Regions from separate parts of the Homo sapiens genome. Here all the other regions are linked to region 3. Evidence: chromatin loops called from intact Hi-C (ENCODE). Cell type or tissue: MCF 10A. All regions are shown on one strand. Region 1 overlaps FNDC3B (fibronectin type III domain containing 3B). Region 2 overlaps FNDC3B (fibronectin type III domain containing 3B). Region 3 overlaps FNDC3B (fibronectin type III domain containing 3B). Region 4 overlaps FNDC3B (fibronectin type III domain containing 3B).

The links. Peaks named below come from ENCODE experiments on the same cell type or tissue, not always from the same donor. Only the 100,000 strongest peaks of a DNase experiment are listed, where the experiment ranks them.
Region 1: it touches region 3 in a loop (10-fold over the local background); 3 of 110 quality-filtered maps call a loop at or near these places.
Region 2: it touches region 3 in a loop (2.0-fold over the local background); 8 of 110 quality-filtered maps call a loop at or near these places.
Region 4: it touches region 3 in a loop (2.7-fold over the local background); 3 of 110 quality-filtered maps call a loop at or near these places.

What each region holds. Positions count from the first base shown.
Region 1 is chr3:172,242,123-172,247,122 of GRCh38, reverse strand. All of the region lies in intron 4 of FNDC3B (fibronectin type III domain containing 3B), which reads right to left. Among named protein-coding and RNA genes, the nearest start is that of GHSR, 200 kb to the left of the region's middle. In MCF 10A, no CTCF peak of the experiment used is centred here; a DNase peak (open chromatin) is centred at 2,852.
Region 2 is chr3:172,303,709-172,308,708 of GRCh38, reverse strand. It overlaps FNDC3B (fibronectin type III domain containing 3B), which reads right to left. Exons shown (of 26, transcript NM_022763.4): 10 at 1,208-1,346. Among named protein-coding and RNA genes, the nearest start is that of GHSR, 140 kb to the left of the region's middle. RefSeq lists an enhancer at 2,836-3,130. In MCF 10A, no CTCF peak of the experiment used is centred here; a DNase peak (open chromatin) is centred at 2,958.
Region 3 is chr3:172,127,456-172,132,455 of GRCh38, reverse strand. All of the region lies in intron 2 of FNDC3B (fibronectin type III domain containing 3B), which reads right to left. Among named protein-coding and RNA genes, the nearest start is that of FNDC3B, 90 kb to the right of the region's middle. In MCF 10A, no CTCF peak of the experiment used is centred here; DNase peaks (open chromatin) are centred at 1,875 and 2,365.
Region 4 is chr3:172,219,392-172,224,391 of GRCh38, reverse strand. All of the region lies in intron 3 of FNDC3B (fibronectin type III domain containing 3B), which reads right to left. Among named protein-coding and RNA genes, the nearest start is that of FNDC3B, 180 kb to the right of the region's middle. RefSeq lists a silencer at 279-573 and an enhancer at 1,116-1,619. In MCF 10A, no CTCF peak of the experiment used is centred here; no DNase peak of the experiment used is centred here.

The sequences.
Region 1 (5,000 bases), 110 kb before region 3:
AAGTACTTTTCCAGGGCTAGGCTTCTAGATATGCTGACAACATTCTTCCCCTTTCCTGCTTTAACATGCACAGTTCCATCATCATCAGGGCTTTAGGAAACAAAGGTGGCATTAACGTCAGAAGCCGTAAGTGTGCCCTAAGATTACTTAATCTAGGACTGAGGATATGGATGAAATGAGGGATTCTGACCAAAGAAAAACTTAAGTAACCCCAAATCAGTATGGACACTTTTGCTCCCAAGATGTCCTCATGATGAGTGTTGTGAAAGAAGATGCTTGGAAAAGCAACCTGCTATGAGAAAAGCAAGCCAATCAACACTCTATCCATTCTTTTTCCAATTCTTTGTTCATTATTTATTTTTAGAAATGGGATTTCACTCTGTTGCCCAGGCTGAAGTGCAGTGGCTACACGCAGGTGTGATCATCATACACTACAGCCTTGAACTGGCCTCAAGTCATCTTCCTGCCTCAGCCTCCAAAGTAGCTGGGACTACAGGCATGCACGACCGTGCCCAGCTCCTCTGAATGTTTTCTAATTCATCCAAGTAGAGCAACGAAGGCAGCACAATGCCAATATTTATTGCCTCTGTGGCCAGCGTCACACTACCAGCTCCTATGAGCAAACAACTTTGGTGAAACACAATGAAAGAAATAACTAACACAACAGATACCATGATGAAAAGGTAAAGTTGTAGGGTACAGAGAATGATAACGTGAGATGGGAGAATCAGGAAAGGCTTCAGGGACCTCAAACAATTGGCAGGGCTGGGACAGCTGAGAGATGGCCTCTAGGTCAGGGCCCTGCAAGGAAGTGGACACGGAGTAAACCTGGCAGTGAGGGCCAGGCTGCCAAGAAGCCATGCCAGCTGATCTAATCAAATGCACGATCGGGCACACACTCTGACAGGAAGTTTTGTTTTACAAAAAAAAAAAAATCTAAAAACCGCACAAAACTGACCTTCTATATTGAAATGGATTTCTCATTATACCTCAGGAGGTTAATTATAGGACAAAATAAAATGACTTAATCATGTCTAAAACATCTTAATAACAACAAAAAACTATACTTAGCTTCATATTTTAAAAGTAGTGCTTAAGACAGATTGGCAAGTCTATCAATGTTTATGTTATATTTCAGTGTACAAAATAGGTTTAGATTGAATGAACGGCCATTAATCCTTATGTTAAAAAAACAGAAATCTTTACATTCATTAATAAATCTATCAAAATAAATGTTTCTACTGTGTTAATAGTTCATAAATAAGATAATATTACCTATTTAAAATTAAGATTCCTAGTGAGATGCCTAGGACACAGCTTTTCATGTGATCTTTAATAAATATAATCTCTTCTGGGCCTTGGCAAGCTAATCACACTAACCCCATTTATGAATGCATGGAAGCTAATTTACAAGTGTATGTGAAGTGGGTGCTTAAACCATGACATTGGAAATTCTCATGCATGTATTGATAATTATCATCAAAGCTTCTTCTATTTTGTCTAAAACATAGAGCTGCATGCTGTTTGGTAGCACATGTATATAAATAGCACATGTAGTATAAATACATCATGATTTTTTTCCTACGATCTGACACAAACATGCATTATCCTACAGTGTCTTATTTCCCTCCTCACCCTCTACTAGCTATTAAGAAAAAAAAAAGGCATATTCCAGATGTTTCTCTTTCATGGAACCTTCATTCAATCCTGGAAGGACCACAGAAGTAAAGTACTTGTTTTCTAGAGGTTTACAATCTTTATTCTTTCATTCAGTGTAAAACTTCCAAAAGTCAACCAGCAACATAGACAACTGATGAAGTAGAACAAGAACAGGGCTCTCACTAAATATTAAGAGGCACGCTTTGGACTTTTAAACAAGACTATTTATAACGAAAAAATTTATTTGATCATTTTATCATATAACTTTGGACCTGTTAACAAAGTGGTTTTAAAAAAAAATTATCAAAAAGCACTAACTTTTTGAAGTTTTTTTTGAAGTAGCTTTTTGAAACCACAAATTGCCTGTACATATAAAAATTGCTTGACAGCTCCATTTTAAAGTATCTTATTCTGTGGGATTTGTAAAAGGTTTTTATTTACATGTGCATGCATAATGAAACCCTTTTAGAAACCTGTTCTTGACAAACCCAAGCCTGTCTTATCATTAAAAAGATTTATTTTAAAAAAGTGAAATATTGGCCAGGCGCAGTGGCTCACGCCTGTAATCCCAGTACTTTGGGAGGCCGAGGCAGGTGGACTGTCTGAGGTCAGAAGTTCAAGACCAGTCTGGCCAACATGGTGAAACCCCATCTCTGCTAAAAATACAAAAAATTAGCAGGGTGTGGCAGCGTGGACCTGTAGTCCCAGCTACTCAGGAGGCTGAAGCAGGGGAATTGCTTGAACCCAGGAGGTGGAGGCTGCAGTGAGCCAAGATCGCACCACTGCACTCCAGCCTGGGTGACAGACGGAGACGCCGACTCAAAAAAAAAAAAAAAAAAAAAAAAAGGTGAAATATTAATTCTGAAATAGTAGAAATATAAAAAATATGTGAATATTTTTACCATTTTTCTATAACATAAATTGCAACATATTTTAGTTATCCAATTCAGCTTTGATCTACATCTAAGGAAATTATGCCTAAGTCTCCCCCAAAATAAGAAAATCTGAGGAGCAATAACAATGCACAAAATAATTGGCAACTAAGGAAACGGTGGCAGTAACATTCTTTAATAAAGATGGCTCATAAATAAATATATTACTGTAGTCGAATTTAGACATCAGACAGAATTCAGTCCAAAACACCTGAGGCAAAAAAAATATGCCTTCATTCTTGGTAGACGACTAAGGAAAAGACAAATTCATTTCCTTTTGTGGTGTAGGAAATTGTGAGAATGTCCAGAGGCAGATGAATCACCTGTATTCAATTCAACTATTATTTCCTGACACATACTATGTGCTAAGGACTGGATATTCAAAGGGGAGAAAAAATAAGTGCTCAACAGTAAGACTCATCCACACAGCCTAAGAATATAAAGAGAAAAATTAGACTAAGTCCTAGTAAGTGCTGTTAAGAAAGCAGAAGTGTGGTGATTTCAGAAATCAGAATAAATATTCTTCATCTAAATTTTTTCCAGCTCTATGACCCAACAGAACTGTCACTCACATATCCTCTCCAGAGAAGCATAGAGCCTTGGAAAAGATCATTATGCCGGGTTCTCAGACTGTCACCTATCATGGGCTGACTTATGTGTCCCCAAATTCAAATGTTGACGTTCTGATGCTCACTACCTTCAGAATGTGACTGTATTTAGAAACAGGGCATTTTAAGTAGACAATTAAGGTGAAATGAGGTCATATAGGTAGACTCTAATCCAACAGTATCTATATAAGAGGAGATTTACAAGACACATGCACAAAGGGAACATCACGTGAAGACACCAAAGGAAGATGGCTGATATGGTTTGGCTGTATCCCCACCCAAATCTCATCTTGACTTCCCACATGTTGTGGGAGGGAGTGGGTGGGAGGTAATTGAATCATGAAGGCAAGTCTTTCCCGTGCTGTTCTCATGATGGTGATTTAAGTGTCACGAGATCTGATGGTTTTAAAAACAGGAGTCTCCCTGCACAACCTCTTTTTTTGCCTGCTGCCATCCATGTAAGATGTGACTTGGTCCTCCTTGCCTTCCACCATGATTGTGAGGCTTCCTCACCCACATGAAACTGTAAGTCCAATTAAACCTCTTTCCTTTGTAAATTGCCCAGTCTCAGGTATGTCTTTATCAGCAGCATGAAAACAGACTAATACAGTAAATTGGTCCAAGAAGAGTGGCACATTGCTGAAAAGTTACCCGAAAATGTGGAAGCAACTTTGAAACTGGGTAACAGGCAAAGGTTGGAGCAATTTGGAGGGCTCAGAAGAAGGCAGGAAAATGTGGGAAAGTCTGGAACTCCCTAGAGACTTGAATGGCTTTGACTAAAATGCTGATAATGATATGAACAATAAGGCCCAGGCTGAGATGGTCTCAGATAGAGATGAGGAACTTGTGGAGCAAAGGTGGTTCTTCTTATGTTTTAGCAAAGGGAGTGGCAGCATTCTGTCTCTGCCCTAGAGATTTGTGGGACTTTGAACTTGAAAGAGATGATTTAGGGTATCCGGCAGAAGAAATCTCTAAGCAGCAGAGCCTTCAAGAGGTGACCTGGGTGCTGTTAAAGGCATTAAGTTTTATAAGGGAAGCGGAGCATAAAACTTTGGAAAATTTGCAGCCTGACAATATAATAGAAAAGAAAATCCCATTTTCTGAGGAGAAATTCAAGCCCACTGCAGAAATTTGCTTAAGTAACAAAGAGCTGAATGTTAATCCGCAAGACAATGGGGAAAATGTCTCCAGGGTATGTCAGAGGTCTTCATGGCAGCCCCTCTCATCACAGGCCCTGAGGCCTAGGAGGATAAAATGGTTGTGTGGGCCAGGCCCAGAGTCCCCATGCTGTGTGCAATCTAAGGACTTGGTGCCCTGCATCCCAGCCACTCCAGTCATGACTGAAAGGGGCCAAGGTACAGCTCAGGCTGTGGCTTCAAAGGGTGCAAGTCCCAAGCTATGGTAGCTTCCATGTGGCGTTGAGCCTGCGGGTGCACAGAAGTCAAGAATTGAGGTTTGGGAACCTCCGCCTAGACTTCAGAGGCTGTATGGAAATGCCTGGATGTCCAGGCAGAAGTTTGCTGCAGAGTGGGGCTGTCATCGAGAACCTCTGCTAGGGTAGGGCAGAAGGGAAATGTGGGGTCAGAGCCACCATACAAAGTCCCTACTGGGGCACTGCCTAGAGGGCTACCATCCTCCAGATCCCAGAATGGTAGATCCACCAACAGCTTGCATCACATGCCTGGAAAATCTGCACTCAATACCAGCCTGTGAAAGCAGTCAGGAGTGAGGCTGTACCCTGCAAAGCCACAGGGGCAGAGCTGCCCAAGACTATGGGAACCCACCTCTTGCCTCAGTGTGA
Region 2 (5,000 bases), 180 kb before region 3:
AGTTCAGATTCTAAGCCAGTTTAAACTTTGCTTCTGTCCAAGTAACACACTCAATGCTGGCCACTGGCTATGAGAATGCAGCTGCCCACCTAAGAGGGATCAACTGAGGCCCATGCTTTGCTGCTAACCACTACTCTCAATTGCTTTCATCAGCTCCCTAGACCAACCTGACTCTCTGGGCCAGAAATGAAAAGATAAAATATTTCTTCACTAATAATGGATCTTCCTAGCCATTTTCTTTCTTTCACACATTACTATTCTCCCCCCAAACCCTAAATCTTTATCTCTACCTCCATCTATTTTACATTTTAAATTATATTTTAAAATATTGATGTAGAGAAATAACTGCTATAGAGATTGATAACAATCTACTGTTTTCTCACAAACACACAACTATGATTAACAAGCTAGTGATGCCTCTTGAGGAAGGGGCAATATGATCTCTCTTTGGTAACAGCTAATTTTAGCCAGTGAATTGTGTTTCATGAAAATATATAATTCAGTCTTTTTTTCTTAAATAATTAGTAATCCTGACTGGTGTATGGCCTAAGTAGTGAAACTTAATGAAGTACTAACATAGTTTAGATCACTAAATGTTCTAGGTTGTTTTATGTATTAAACATTTCAGTATCACCACTGAAATGTGCCAAAAGGGCCATAAAACTACTTTATCTCTGAATCTTTCTTGATAAAAACTTTTTGCTAAAGTCCTCAAATGTTTGTTGAAATGAGCTAGACTATTAGAAAGTGATAAGATGTAGGTATTTTAAGTACCTATATCACTTATACGTGTTGCTTATGACCTGAAGACATTTAGAAAATACTGCTGCAAAAAAAAGCTAAAGCTAGATTTTGCAGTTCCCTCCTCCCACCCCTTTGCCCAACTCTTACAGAAATGACAACTTTTGATATAACAGTTGGTTGCACATACTTACTATGCAGAAAACCAAACATATCACAAGACTGGAGTCGTGCTAAAAAATATTTCAAATGGCTATAGACTGACCTTATATTAACTCGAGACTCTTTCTCTGTTGCCCAGGGTGGAGTGCAGTGGCGTGATCATGGCTCACTGCAGCCTTGAAACTCCTGGGTTCAAGTGATCCCCCCTCCTCAGCCTCCCAGGTAGCTGGGACTAGGAACACGTTGCCACCACACCTGGCTAATTTTTAAATTGAGACGATTCTTGATGCTTTGAGCTACCCACCTTCCACTGCAGGGTTAGTGAACTTTTGCTCCTATGTGCCAGCTTAGGGGGGAAAGGACACTCGGGTGCACAGCTGTGGGTGGTGAAGCTAACAGGCTCGGAGCAGGATCCCTTTACGGAATTGTACATGGCATACACCCTGAAAACAAAACAGACACAGTCAGTGGCAGTGACTCATCATAGAAGACCAGGATTCTTATCTTTGTTTCACCCTAAGGCTTTCTGTAGATGAACAGAATTTCTTACGGAGTGAGTATCATGCTCTTGCTCTTATCTGTTGGTCTTGTCCTGACCTATGGTTAGCATTAACAGGGGACAGTCATCCCAACAGGTATTTGTCTCAGTGTGTGCCACCCAGCTCCATTTCAAGATAGGCAGGATCTACTGACTAGAAGAGATTATTCTAAGTAAGAAAATAAACCTTAACCCCAGAACGATCTCCAAATATATGTTCTAAAACCCCATGAGCTACTCTCTGGTTGACTTTATCTGGAAAAAGGCTAAGAGTTAAGAGCTGGATAAAAAGGCAAAAGAAACAGTAATAAGAGGTCACAGACTGGAGAGAAAGCATAAAAGTACAAACAGGGTAGATACCATCTTTGAACTACATTTAATACTGTACACATTTATGTAAAACTAGGGATGTTTCACAGAGAAGCTAACAAGTGTGACTTTCTCTAATTCCACAAAAACAATGTTCAGGTACAGTTTAATCCACGTGAATATTTAACTCTTATACATGAAGCCAAGATTAAAGATGTTCGGTCTGTACACTAAAATGTTTGGCTCAACACTGCAACATATGTGCTTGATTTCTCCAGAGAAGCCATGAAGAAAAAGCATAGAACATACTATTAATGCCACACTCTTCAAATAGCATAAAATAGGGCTATGCTGATTTTTATCATCTTCCTACTATTCCATTTTTTATACTGGGAATTTATTTTTTCAAAATTGAAAATGTACTCTTAAAAAACAACAACAACAAAGAACACTTTGCTGCCTAAAACAGATGCAAGGATTAAACTATTCACAGAGTTGGCAAATAGATATTGAGCCCTTAATTCTTATAGCCACCCTCTCTGAGGTAGGGAAATCTTATTACCCATTGCAGACAGAAGGAAACACAGAGATGAAGTACATTTCCCAAGGCCACACAGTTAGAAATTTGGATCAATGGTATTTATCCCTGGAAGTCTAACCAGTATATACGGTATTGCCTATTCCCCTTGTTCATCCTGCAATCATGTTCCTCTAAACACCACAATCCACTTCCCTTAGCCCTACCCAATGAACACAAACAACAGGTAAAGATAACAACATTATGGAAGATAGGTCCCAAGTGTGTGTGTGATTTGCAAAGTCATTTCTCCACAAAGTCCATCATGAAAAATTCATAGAGGCCATACGTCAAAGGCACTAATAGATATGTCTACTTTGTACCTCAAAAGATAAAAATACATACATATTACATATTTGATCTATTTGCCTTATGGGAGGACAGCATGAAATTTGATCCAAACAAATAATGCTTATCATTGGGATGCTCTCCACCCAACCCCTGATGAAGGAAAAGGTCCTTTTTGCACGCACTGTAAGTAGGCACGTGATAATATAAAACTAAATGGTAGATCTGGTAAGATCATTTCCCTGTGTCAGGATGGGCTCACTGGGAGTAAGTTACTTTAAATGAATCACAACATGTTCCAGACATGGGCAGGGCTCAAGCCTGAACTTTGATACACAGAATTCTCCAACAGGTGACTCATGGGTTGCATCTGACCCAAGACACATGTGTATGTGTGGTGGCAGTGTGCAAAAACATAATGTTTTGAAGTATTAGAGCCACCTATGAATTAAAAGATACAGGCAATGACCATCACAAAAAGAGACAACCAGACACCATGCATTCCTAATAAAGGACTATGTCACTACCTACAAAACTGTCTTGGCAGAAAAACTGAACCTGTATCTGATTAAACCTCTTCATTGCTTTATGGGAAATATAGAGGACAGGAGAACAATATTAAGCAACACAACACGGATGCAGTCAGCCAAACTCATACTTGTGGAAGACTCTACAGGACAAACAAATTAATCTAACAAACAAGTTGCAAGAAAGAGAAAAAGATAAAGGGAAAAATGAATGGATTAAAATATATTTAAGACATATCAACCAAACCACATATTCACACATTTGAATTCCAATTACAACAAACTAAAGAAACAAAATCTTCATTCTTAGAACTGAGGAAATGGGAACAGTCCCGGGATTGTGAAGACATTTCAGGTGTGTGTGATGATGGTAATATAGTTTATAGGTGAAATAATATGATGTCTGAACCTTACTTCAAAATCATCAGGGCAGGGGAGAGGTAAGTGAGGACAATGAGGTAACAGAAGTTGAGTGATGAGAGTTCATTAAACTACTACTATCTAAACTACTATCTACTTCTGACTATATCTAACATTTTCTGAAATAAAAAAGTAAAAATTAAGCCTTCACTGAAAAATATCTGGAGCGCTCTCATTTTAAAAACCAAACTTCTGGCTTCTCTTAAAAACTCAAGGTTTTAGCAACACTTGGCTTTTTTTTTTTTTTTTTCAGATGAAGTCTCGCTCTGTCGCCTAGGCTGGGGTGCAATGGCATGATCTCAGCTTACTGCAACCTCTGCCTCCCAGGTTCAAGTGAGTCTCCTGCCTCGGCCCCCTGAGTGGCTGGGATTACAGGCACTTGCCATCATGCCTGACTGATTTTTGTATTTTTGTAGAGATGGGGGTTTCACCACGTTGGCCAGGCTGGTCTTGAACACCTGACCTCAGGTGATCCACCCACCTTGGCCTCCCAAAGTGCTGGGATTACAGGCGTGAGCCACTGCACCTGGCCTCACTCGGCCCTCTTTCCTGCCCTGTAGTAATGAGCTAAATCTGTGGGCAGCTCCCCGCTTTAGATGGAGCAGGTGCTGCAGAGTTCGCTAGAGTCCCCATCATTCCTACTGTCTCCACAGCACTGAGACTGCTTTTCAGCTGACCCTTACCCAACCCAGTTTAGCTGTTTAGGTTCTCTGCCTCCACCCAGTAAGTATGTCAGTTTGCAATGACTGGGCATTTGCCTACAAATGCAGAAGTATACCCAGGCAGATCAGGTCCTATATGTTCCCAAAAACAGCCACCGCCAAAAATCCATCTGGATAATAGAGCAGAGGGAGGAAGGCAGGGAAACAGCCTGCAAAGTACTAGCAGGATGCAGTCAGTTGTCTGGGGAAAGGTAAATTTGGTCTCAGTAAATTCTTTGTTCATTTTTAGTGGGATTCTTGGAGGCAGCAATCCATACTTCCTAGGCTGGAGAGTCGTAAGTGATGGAGACTCCTGGTGGCCAGGCTGGGAGGATGGCAGTGAGGATAAAAGTAAAAGAACCTGATGCAGGTTAGAAATTTGAGGTTGTTGAAAACAGACAGTTGTATGGGCCAGATGGAGTTGGCTATTTTTCTTGCCTTTAATCTTAAACAATGTTATGCTAAGGGTCAATGCTTTTCACACATAATATTTTGTCAGCCATTTTGCATGGCAATGTAAGTATGCTGCATATAGTACAAAAATTGGCACCACACTTAAGTATCCCTTGATTACATCTGTCAATTATAGTAGTTCAGTAAATGGACAGCAACTTACTGTTATAGTGACTAGCAACATTTTTACCAATAACTTTTATAGAAAAGAAAAATCTCTGCTAATGATGCTACATTTTAAAAGAATACTGCAATTTTTTTTTTTTCCACATAATGGCAATGAG
Region 3 (5,000 bases):
CCAGCCTAGGTGACAGAGCAAGACTCCATCTCAAAAACAACCACCACCACCACAAAAACTATAGTTAAAAACCACCATGTACAAGGCTAACACTATTTTAAAAATCACCATATAATTTCTAGAAATTGACAGGATGTCAGTGTCACATTCATCCTACAGTTATCGGAACAAGCCCTGTTCCTCCCTGGCTTGAAACTGTCAAGCATACTGTTTCCTCTGTCTGTGATACTCTTCCTGTACTCCTTCATCTTAGCTTACCACCTACCTTCCTCCATCCTCAACCAACGTCTATTCATCCTTCTCAGCTTGTGATAACAGTGTTTTGACTCCCAGGACAGGTCAAGTCCCCCACTATGTGTTCTAAATCAAACAAAAATACCCGCTCTACTACTTCTTCCTAGAATTTACAACTGCAATCAATTAACTAAGCAATTATGTTAGTGTCTGCCTTTCCTTCTTTAATCTAGGCATGATAAGGATAACATCCAGCTATCTAGCCCCATGCCTGGCATAGAATAAGTTATGTGCTCAATAACTACTTTCACTGAATGAATGAAAGTCATAAAACATTAAAAAAAAAACTATTGCAAATAATTATCTCAGCTTAGAAATTAAGCTTTCATAAGATGCAATTTAAAAGTCAACTTTATTTACTGTATACACTATAATTTGTTTTGTAAAACTTTTGAAATCAAAACCATTTCATCTTTAAATACTCAATCTTTAATATCCATGTATTTTGCCTCTTCTAATAATTCATCCAGATGATACTGCTGGAATACTAAATTTTTTTAAATCAGAAAATACATTACCTGGAAAAAACAGGATCATTCAGGGAAACTCAGACTAAGCTTCACCCTTGGTGCTTCTCATTATCTTGAATTATGACAGTTATTTCAAGGCAATTTATTTTTCCTATATAATAACTGTAGATAATCTTTGAGTTTTCAGTATTTAAATTATCACCAATGTAAGCACACTGTACTGTTTCAAAAACTCAAAAGGAAATTCCTTCAAGATCTCTAGAATGATTAAAATATTTGGTTTTTTTTTTTTTTTCTTGAGACGGAGTTTCGCTCTTGTTGCCCAGGATGGAGTGCAATGGCGCGATCTCAGCTCACTGCAACCTCCGCCTCCCAGGTTCAAGCAATTCGCCTGCCTCAGCCTCCCCAGTAGCTGGGATTACAGGCCTGCACCACCACGCCTGGCTAATTTTGTATTTTTAGTAGAGATGGGGTTTCTCCATGTTGAAGCTGGTCTCGAACTCCTGACCTCAGGTGATCCGTCCGTCTCGGCCTCCCAAAGTGCTGGGATTACAGGCGTGAGCCACTGCGCCGGGCCAAATATTTGTTTTCTTGAAAAGGAGCTTTTAAAGTCATTTCTTTAACATGAAAATCATTTATTTTTACATAAATATACAATATAAAAACTACAATGGAAGAAAATCACACTTCAATACAGACAATTATCCATGTCTTTTTAAAGGTCCTTAGACCAATTCTAGCATCACTGTAATAAAGCAAAAACCATTTGCTTTGTGTTTAAAGCTCTAGGGATAGAACTGTAATATATGCCCATGGAATTAATTAGCTGGGGGAGGGGGGAACCAATGGATGCCAAGACTCTATGTCCTAGATTTTCTCTGACAATCCCAAATTCATATACTCTCTTCTACCACGCTCATAATTGTCAGACAATGTGCCCTGAATACCGGTTCAGAAAATACAATTCACCAGTATTACGGAAAGTCCCAGGCAAGAAAACGGATTTCTGAATTGGGACATGTCCGGACTGTCGTCACATTATCTGCTTATCATATTGCACAAAAAGTGTCTGTAACAGTTCCTCAGTGGTCACTGACACCAGGCCAAACTTCAAAGAACGACGCAGAGGCATCCAGCCTCTAAGGTCCACTTATACCTTCCCCCCCTGCTTACTGAGTTCAATTCCTGACCCCCATCCCACTTCTTCAGGGAGAAAGATGATAGGTAACGGGCTTTTAAGCATCCGACGAAAATACCTCCCTTCAAATGTTTAGTTCATGTAATTTTCACTGCTGCTGAGTAGCCATAGCAACCAGATTATAATCTACCAAGTTACCTCAGAAACCAGGCAAGTCTCCTGTGTCCCAATATCAATTTTTCTCAGTAGAGCAGAAGTCATTATTTAAACAAACCATATTCATCTTGGCACTGAGGTATTTTAAAAGAAAGCATTTTATTATACTGAGGGAGGCTGACCACCTAGCTGTTTTCATTGTCAATAAAGCAGAGATAAAAATAAGTTTGACACACACCAGCCCAATGACCGGTCCTGACAGCAGACATGAATGAGCTGGCGGCAAAAGGTCTTGCATCACGCAGCCCCGAGGAGCATGAGTCACAACCTGGCCAACTCCCGGCACTTAACCTTTCCTATCATACAAGTTGGGCAATTTCTCTCTCTCCCCCTCCCTCCCTCCCTCTCCCCAACCACAAAGCAGAAATATAATAACTGCTACAAGTCCTCCTTAATATAAAATGCGATACAGAACATCGCTGTCCAAACCACATCATTTTTTGTCTACTCACTAAGCATTTCCTACTTTTCCAAAGTCAGCATTAAACTGATTCATACTGCACCATGTCTTCAGAGGAAGAAAAAAAAGACAAAGATTTTAACTAGATATTTTTTTTCTCCAGAGATCTTAAGAAGAACCATGCTAATCAAATCATGGGAGCATCCTCTAAGCTACTATTGCTTCATCAGATCTGTTTCAAAACCGTTAGTGTTACATGAACCAAGAAGCTGGAAATAAACAGAAGGCAGTTTATCAAAGTTTAATGAAAAATAAGTGACCACTCTTCCAAAGTCCAGAGAAACAATAAAACAAGAGTTGCAATTAATACAATTGAGTAAACACAGCATCATGGGAATTCTTTGTCTAACAGGAGAACTGAAAGAAGGTGTAATATCTTTCCTTTACAGGTATAAATCTAAACCTAACTCTGTTTTATACTCATTAAAAGAGGAAAAGGGAGGCTACTTTTGCAATTTAAACCTTGGGTGGCTGATTAACCAGGTGCCAATAGTATCTAAGACTACTCCTGGAGGCAAATGTCTAATTTATGCCTCAAATAAAAAAATTACCAGTCACTCAAATAAGCAATCAGGGTAATGGATCAGTCCATCAAAAAAGCTTCTGGCCAGGTACAGAGGCTCATGCCTGTAATTCCAGTGCTTTGGGAGGCTGAGACGGGGAGAATCACTTGAGACCAGGAGTTCCAGACCAACCCCAGCAACATAGTGAGACTCCATATCTACAAAAATAATTGTAAAAATTAGCCGGACATGGTGGTGCATTCCTGTAGTTCTAGCAACTCAGGAGGGTGAGGCAGGAGGATCGCGTGAGCCCAGGAGGTCGAGGCTGTAGCAAACCGTGACGGTGCCAACTGCACTCCAGCCCGGACAACAGAGCAAGACTGTCTCCCAAAAAAAAGCTCCTCCTGGGAGAAGAGTACCAACTGACCAAAGACAAAATAGTACACTTGCAGCATTTTTAAGCGTTAAATCCAACCCTCAGACAATCAAGATATAAACCATACCAGAGAGGAGATCCCATTTCACTTCTAGAGTTTTTTCCACTGGCCACACTTTGTGTAGCTTGTTTTCATGTATAAATGAATACTTCTCCCTTGGAGCCCACATTTATGATTATCCAACAGGTATCTTTAAGGGGGAAAATGATACAATCTAAAAGCTGCAGAGGAGTTCCACGCAACTAAGGATTCTAGCCAGGAATACCTAATAACTTCAAAAGTGACCTTTGACTACATGAGAAGAGTACTACCACCTATTCCTCATGCTACTATTTTCTGGTCACACATACTCCCAACTCCCCACTCCCCAGCCCCACCCCCAAGATTCCCAATCTCCAAGCTCTTCCCAGGCCCCCATACCCAAACTGTTCATCCACACACACCTTTGAGACCCCAGTCTGTGTGCCATAGAACACAGCTGGCCTCAGGCAAAACTGAAAAGTAAGCAGTATTTGTGTTTTGAGCCCCCTCTTTTCTCCAAATCAGGAAAAGGGAAGCGATGGGGTGCGAATGCCAAATATTTATCTTTGTGGTAATAACACATGCAAAGAAAATGTCCCAGGATTAAAAACATAAGCAAGTAAACTAGAAAGATCCTGGAAGAAGATGTGAATGTGTCCATTGCCTCATTTTGCTCACTGCCCTACCTGAAGCCTGAATCCAAAGCTGATTGAAAAATAATATACAATAACAGGAAGCCTCCAAGGGGACCTAAGCAAACACTGGGAACTCAAGGTCCAAGGGTACACATTGTAGGTGAAGCTCCCCTTGCTCAACACAACCCGTAGGATACATGGCAAATATGTTTTCCTGGGCTTTAGGACTCTTACTATGCAAAATAAGGAGCAAGAATATCCACTACTCCAAAAGTTTTAATACTGTTTTCTTCAAAGAATAGAAGGTTCAAAAGCTGTATCCTCGGCCGGGTGTGGTGGCTCACGCCTATAATCCCAGCACTTTGGGAAGCTGAGGCAGATGGATCACTTGACATCAGGAGTTAGAGACCAGCCTGACCAACACCCTGTCTCTACTAAAAATACAAAAATTAGCCGGGGGTAATGGTGGGTGCCTGTAGTCTCAGCTACTCTGGAGGCTGAGGCATGAGAATCGCTTGAACTCGGGAGGCAGCAGTTGCCATGGCACTCCAGCCTGGGCAACACAGTGAGACTGTCTCAAAATAATAATAAATAAAACTTAAAAATAAAAATGTGCTGTTCTTTGTTTAAAAAAAAGCTGTATCCTCAATATCACATGTGTCTGTAAGATTAATTTGGCATGATGCAGGGTACTTTATCAACTCCTTTTTCCAGGTTTTTTTTCTACAATGATTAAGAAACAGCTACTACTTATTGAATCCCTGTCATCTGCCAGGTAGATAGTAACTAGATTTTACAAGTGGGGAAACTGAGGCTTGAAGAAGAC
Region 4 (5,000 bases), 92 kb before region 3:
GCTAACACATTGGCAATAATTTAAAGCAAAAGAAGAGAATGGCATAAAAATCGATCATTGCATGACCCCATTTAATTCTTAAGTATAATTTAAACGAATACATCCACCAATCGCTGAAGGCTTTGGTTTCCAAATCCATTTTTCTTGTCAGCCTCAGCATTTTTGACACAGCCAACGAGAGAGTTGTGTATTTACTTAATATTTGTATTTGAATTGACTCATTAAAAATAAATCATAAACAATGATGTCTGCCCCATCCTGAGCAGTATCTGTGAAATTCAAGGGCTGATGTACACAGCTCAATGGAGCAGATGTTAAGAGTGTGATCTGCCTGGTTTTATTCCCCAGCTCACTATTCACACTGGTTGCGTGACCTTGAACAATTCACTTAGCCTTTCTGAACCTTACTTCCTAATAGTCATAAGTGAGAATAACAATTCTTACTTCATATGGTCAGGTTTAAAGATGAAATTCATTACACGCAAAAGCGCTTAGAGCAGTGCATGGCACAATAATCACTCATCAAAATGTTACTAGTTATCATTATTCTTTACAATGCTTTTTATAATTTTATAGATAGTTTTGGTTGCTTTTTAAATTTTTTTTTGTTACTATTACAAGTAGTAAAGCTTTTTAATATTCCACACCCATGCAACATAAAATCAACAAGTATACACTTGGTACAACATTGACTTAGGGAACAATCCTTCCTCATTAGGTAAAAATAAAATGTTTCACAGTACAGAGTGTGAACAGAGGTGCTACCATCTCAATAAAGTATTGCTTTTTAATCACCAAAACGTATACCATGCAAATAGTCTCTTAACCCCAGGCATGACCCCTAAAACTGTTAAAGTCATTTGTGTAAAATGCTTTAAAGAATGTAGGACAAGCATGTGATTTACAGCTAGAAAAGGTTTTCTTCACAGTCTTGATTTCAAGAGTAGCCAAATGACTTTAACATGCTTGTTCCCCCTTTTGTCACTGTCATCAAAACTATTTCAAAGGACATTTAAAAATATGCACTAATAGTTTCCAAAACTCCACCTTGCCTTAGAACCCCAAGTTCCTCTCCTTTCTGAAATAAACCATTGCATCTATAGGCAATTTGGAGTTTAAAAGCTAGCAAAATAAAATCTCATTCACCATAGTGGTACGAAAAGAAGTTATTGTCTTCCTAAACATTTATTTCCCAATCTGTGAGTTTACTATCTCTGCTGAACTGTGTTTGAGAATGCCCAATATTATTGTAATCTTTCCCTAATTAAAACACTAATTTCTCTTCGTAAAGTTCCTAAAAGTCTGCTAGCAATTGTTAATGAATTGAATTTTCATTTACTTAAACCTTGAACCAGAAAGGTTGGAGAGCCGCTTTATTATTCAATCAATGGTAATTAATGCAATGATTGTATGACAGTATTCACACATCAAAGAGACAAAAGGAAAGACCAGCAACATTGTATTCTTAGGACCACACAAGCTCTTGGAGAGCTCCTGAGCCTCCACCAAGGCTGCAAGATCATTCTGCCTCATCCTCTGTTTCTTCCCTGCTACCAGGGATCCCCAAGAGCAGGGGCGCCCAATCCCCAGGCCACGGACCACTATTGGTTTGTGGCCAGTTAGGAAATGGGCTGCACAGCAGGAGATGAACAGTGGGCAAGCGAGCATTACTGCCTGAGCTCTGCCTCCTGTCAGATCGGCAGCGGCATTAGATTCCTAATCAGCAGCGAACCCTATCGTGAAGAGGGATCTAGGCTGTGTGCTCCTTATGAGAATCTAACTAATGCCTGATGATCTGAGGTGGAACAGTTTCATTCTGAAACAGCCCCCCTCACCCCCAATCCGTGGAAAAATTGTCTTCCACAAAAACGGTCCCTGGTGCCAAAAAGGTTGGGAACTGCTGACCTAGAGCTCACACATCTCAGATGCTATCTTCACAACATTCACCCATTCTGGGAGCAGACAGAACCAGACTGATTAGGTGAATTACAAATAAAGTTTGGAAGTCTGAAATGGTGGAAACTGGGAATCCAGGGTACAAATCATCATTTAAACAAGTCTTAGAAAAAGATCAGCTATAAACTAATCAATTATACTATAATTTCAGGCACTTTTAAATGGTATTTTTATCATCTGAGTATTCATGTGCTTGTCTATAATCTGATAATGAATTCATAGAATTATTGTGCTTGTCTATAAACTGGTACTTGTGTGTCTAAACGGCTATTTTTCAACAATAGCCATTAGCTGCAATAGATCACATTTTTTCCTAATTGATTTAAATATCATCTTGCTCAAAAAGGATGTAAAGGAGTTGACATCACAACATAGCAAGATGAAAATAAGGCAAAGATGAAATAATGATGTGATAAAATCTAATTTATCCTATAAAAGTGACCCTTCAGTCTTTTTAAATAGCTGAGGAACAGAAATTCTTGCTGGCAGAAGTAGCCATAAGGCCACAGCTAGTAGGTAAACAGATAATAATGGTGAAAGTAATTATCAGAACAAATGGTCTAAATACAAGTACATTTAAGCTGTTTGCAATGGGTCTAAGACTGCATACAAAATGTGAGGTCTTCTGATGAATCTCATAAATGTCTAATGATGAATCTGCAATCATTCATGGTGACTCAAGACTCTTACACAAGCTAAGAGATAATGTAGGCACTTTGGTTAGCCTTGACATTCTTTTTTTTTTTTAAATTATTCAACACTGATTAATCCCACAAGGGAACTAAAAGGAAGACAAAGAAAATAAAGCACAGATGCTAACTTTAAAGAAATTCGAACTCTGCTGCAGTGGTTCTTCAACTTCAGTGTGCATCCACATCATCTAGAGCGTTTCTTAAAATACAAATTGCTAGGCCCCACTTCGCACAGTGTCAGAATCAGAAAGTTCAGAGGGAACCTCCAAGAATGAGTATTTCTAACAAGGTCCCAGGTGGTATGGATGCTGCTGTCTAGGGACCATGCTTTGATAAGCTCTGACTTCATGAGACAGAAGACTATAAGAACCAGACTTTCCACCAACATCAGGAACTAGACAAGGATGTCCACTTTCATCACTGAGATTCAACATTGTACTGGAAGTTCTAGCCAGAACAATTAGGCAAGAAAAAGAAAGGCATCCAAATTGGAAGAAGTAAAACTTATCTACTCACATATGACATATCCCAACGTATAGAAAATCTCAAAGATCCCACAAAAAAAATTACTAGAGCTAGCACACTAATTCAGTAAACCTGCAAGGTATAATATCTGCACAAAAAAAGCCAATTGTGTTTCTACACACCAGGAATGAACAATCAGAAAATTAAGAAAACAATTCCAATCATAACAGCATCCAAAAGAATAAAATACCTGGTGATAAATTTAATCAATGGAGTGAATGGTCTATATACTGAAACTACAAAACACTGCTAAATAGTAGCATGAAAAAGAAGATTTATTTATTTTTTTTTAATAGAGCCAGAGTCTCACTATATTGCCCAGGCTGATCTCAAACTCCTGGGGCTCAAGTGATATTCCTCGGCCTCCAAAGTACTGGGATTACAGGCATGAGCCACCACACCCAGCCATGGAAGATTTATTATTAAGCTAGCAATAATACTCAAAGTGATCTAGAGTCAATGTAATCCTATCAAAATTCCAGGGACTCCAAATAGACAAAAAGAATGAACTTGGACCCCTATCTCATATCATATACAAAAATCAACTCAAAATGGATCATAGACCTACTTATAGAAGCTTAAAAAAAATAAAACTCTTAGAAGAAAACAGAAGTAAATCTTCATGACACTGCATTTGGCAACAGATCTATAGACACCAAAAGTACAAGCAACAAAAGACAGATAAAATGAACTTCATCAAAATTAGAAACTTTTGTGCATCAAAAGACATAACTAGGAAAATGAAAACACATCCTATAGAATGGGAAAAATATTTACAAATCATATTTGATAAGGGACTTGTATCCAGAATATATGAAGAACTCTCACAACTCAACAAAAAGACAAACAACCCTACTTAAAAATGGCTAAAGGAATTGAATAGACATTTCTCCAAAGATAATATGTAAATAGCCAACACACAAACACATGCACACACATAAGAAGATGCTCAACATCATCAGTCATGAGGAAAATACAAATCAAAACCATGATGAGATACCACTTCACACACACTAGGATGGCTATTAAAAGACACACACACACACACACAGAAAATAACAAGTGTTGACAAAGTTGTGGAGAAATTGGAAACTTGTACACTGCTGGTAGGAAGTAAACAGAAACTGTGGAAAACTGTACCACTTCCTCAAAGTTAAATGTAAAATTACCTTATGACCCACCAATTCCACTTTTACTTGTATTAGGTTGGTGCAAAAGTAACTGTGTTTTTTGCCATTGAAAGTAATATATCCAAGAGAATTGCAAACACATAAACAAACACATCTACAGGCATGTTCACAGCAGCCTGTACATGTGTTCATGTTCACAATACTCAAAAGATAGAAAGAGCTGAAATGTCCATCAGGAGAAGGATGGATAAAATGTGTACAAACCATAGAATACTACTCCACCATAAAAAGGAATGAAGCACTAATACAAGCTACAATGCTGATAAAGCTTGAAAGCATTAGGATCAGACCCAAAAGATCACCCATATTGTGTGATTCCACTTACACGAAATATTCAGAATAAATAAATCTACAGAAACAGAACTCAGATTGGTGGTTGCCAAAGGCTGAGGCAGGAGGGTGGGTGGAAGGTTTGCAGGACTGAGGAGCATCCGCTCAATGGGTACAGCTTTTTGGGGTGATGAAAAACGTTTTGGAAACAGAGGTAGTGGTTGCATAACATTGTGAATAGGTGTATTTACTTAATGAGTTAATTTTATGTTTTATGCATTTCACCTTAACAAAAAAAGAATTGAAAAATTATGCAAATAACCAAAGAAAGATAAGGTAGTAAAACTGGGGTTACTAACAAGCTACA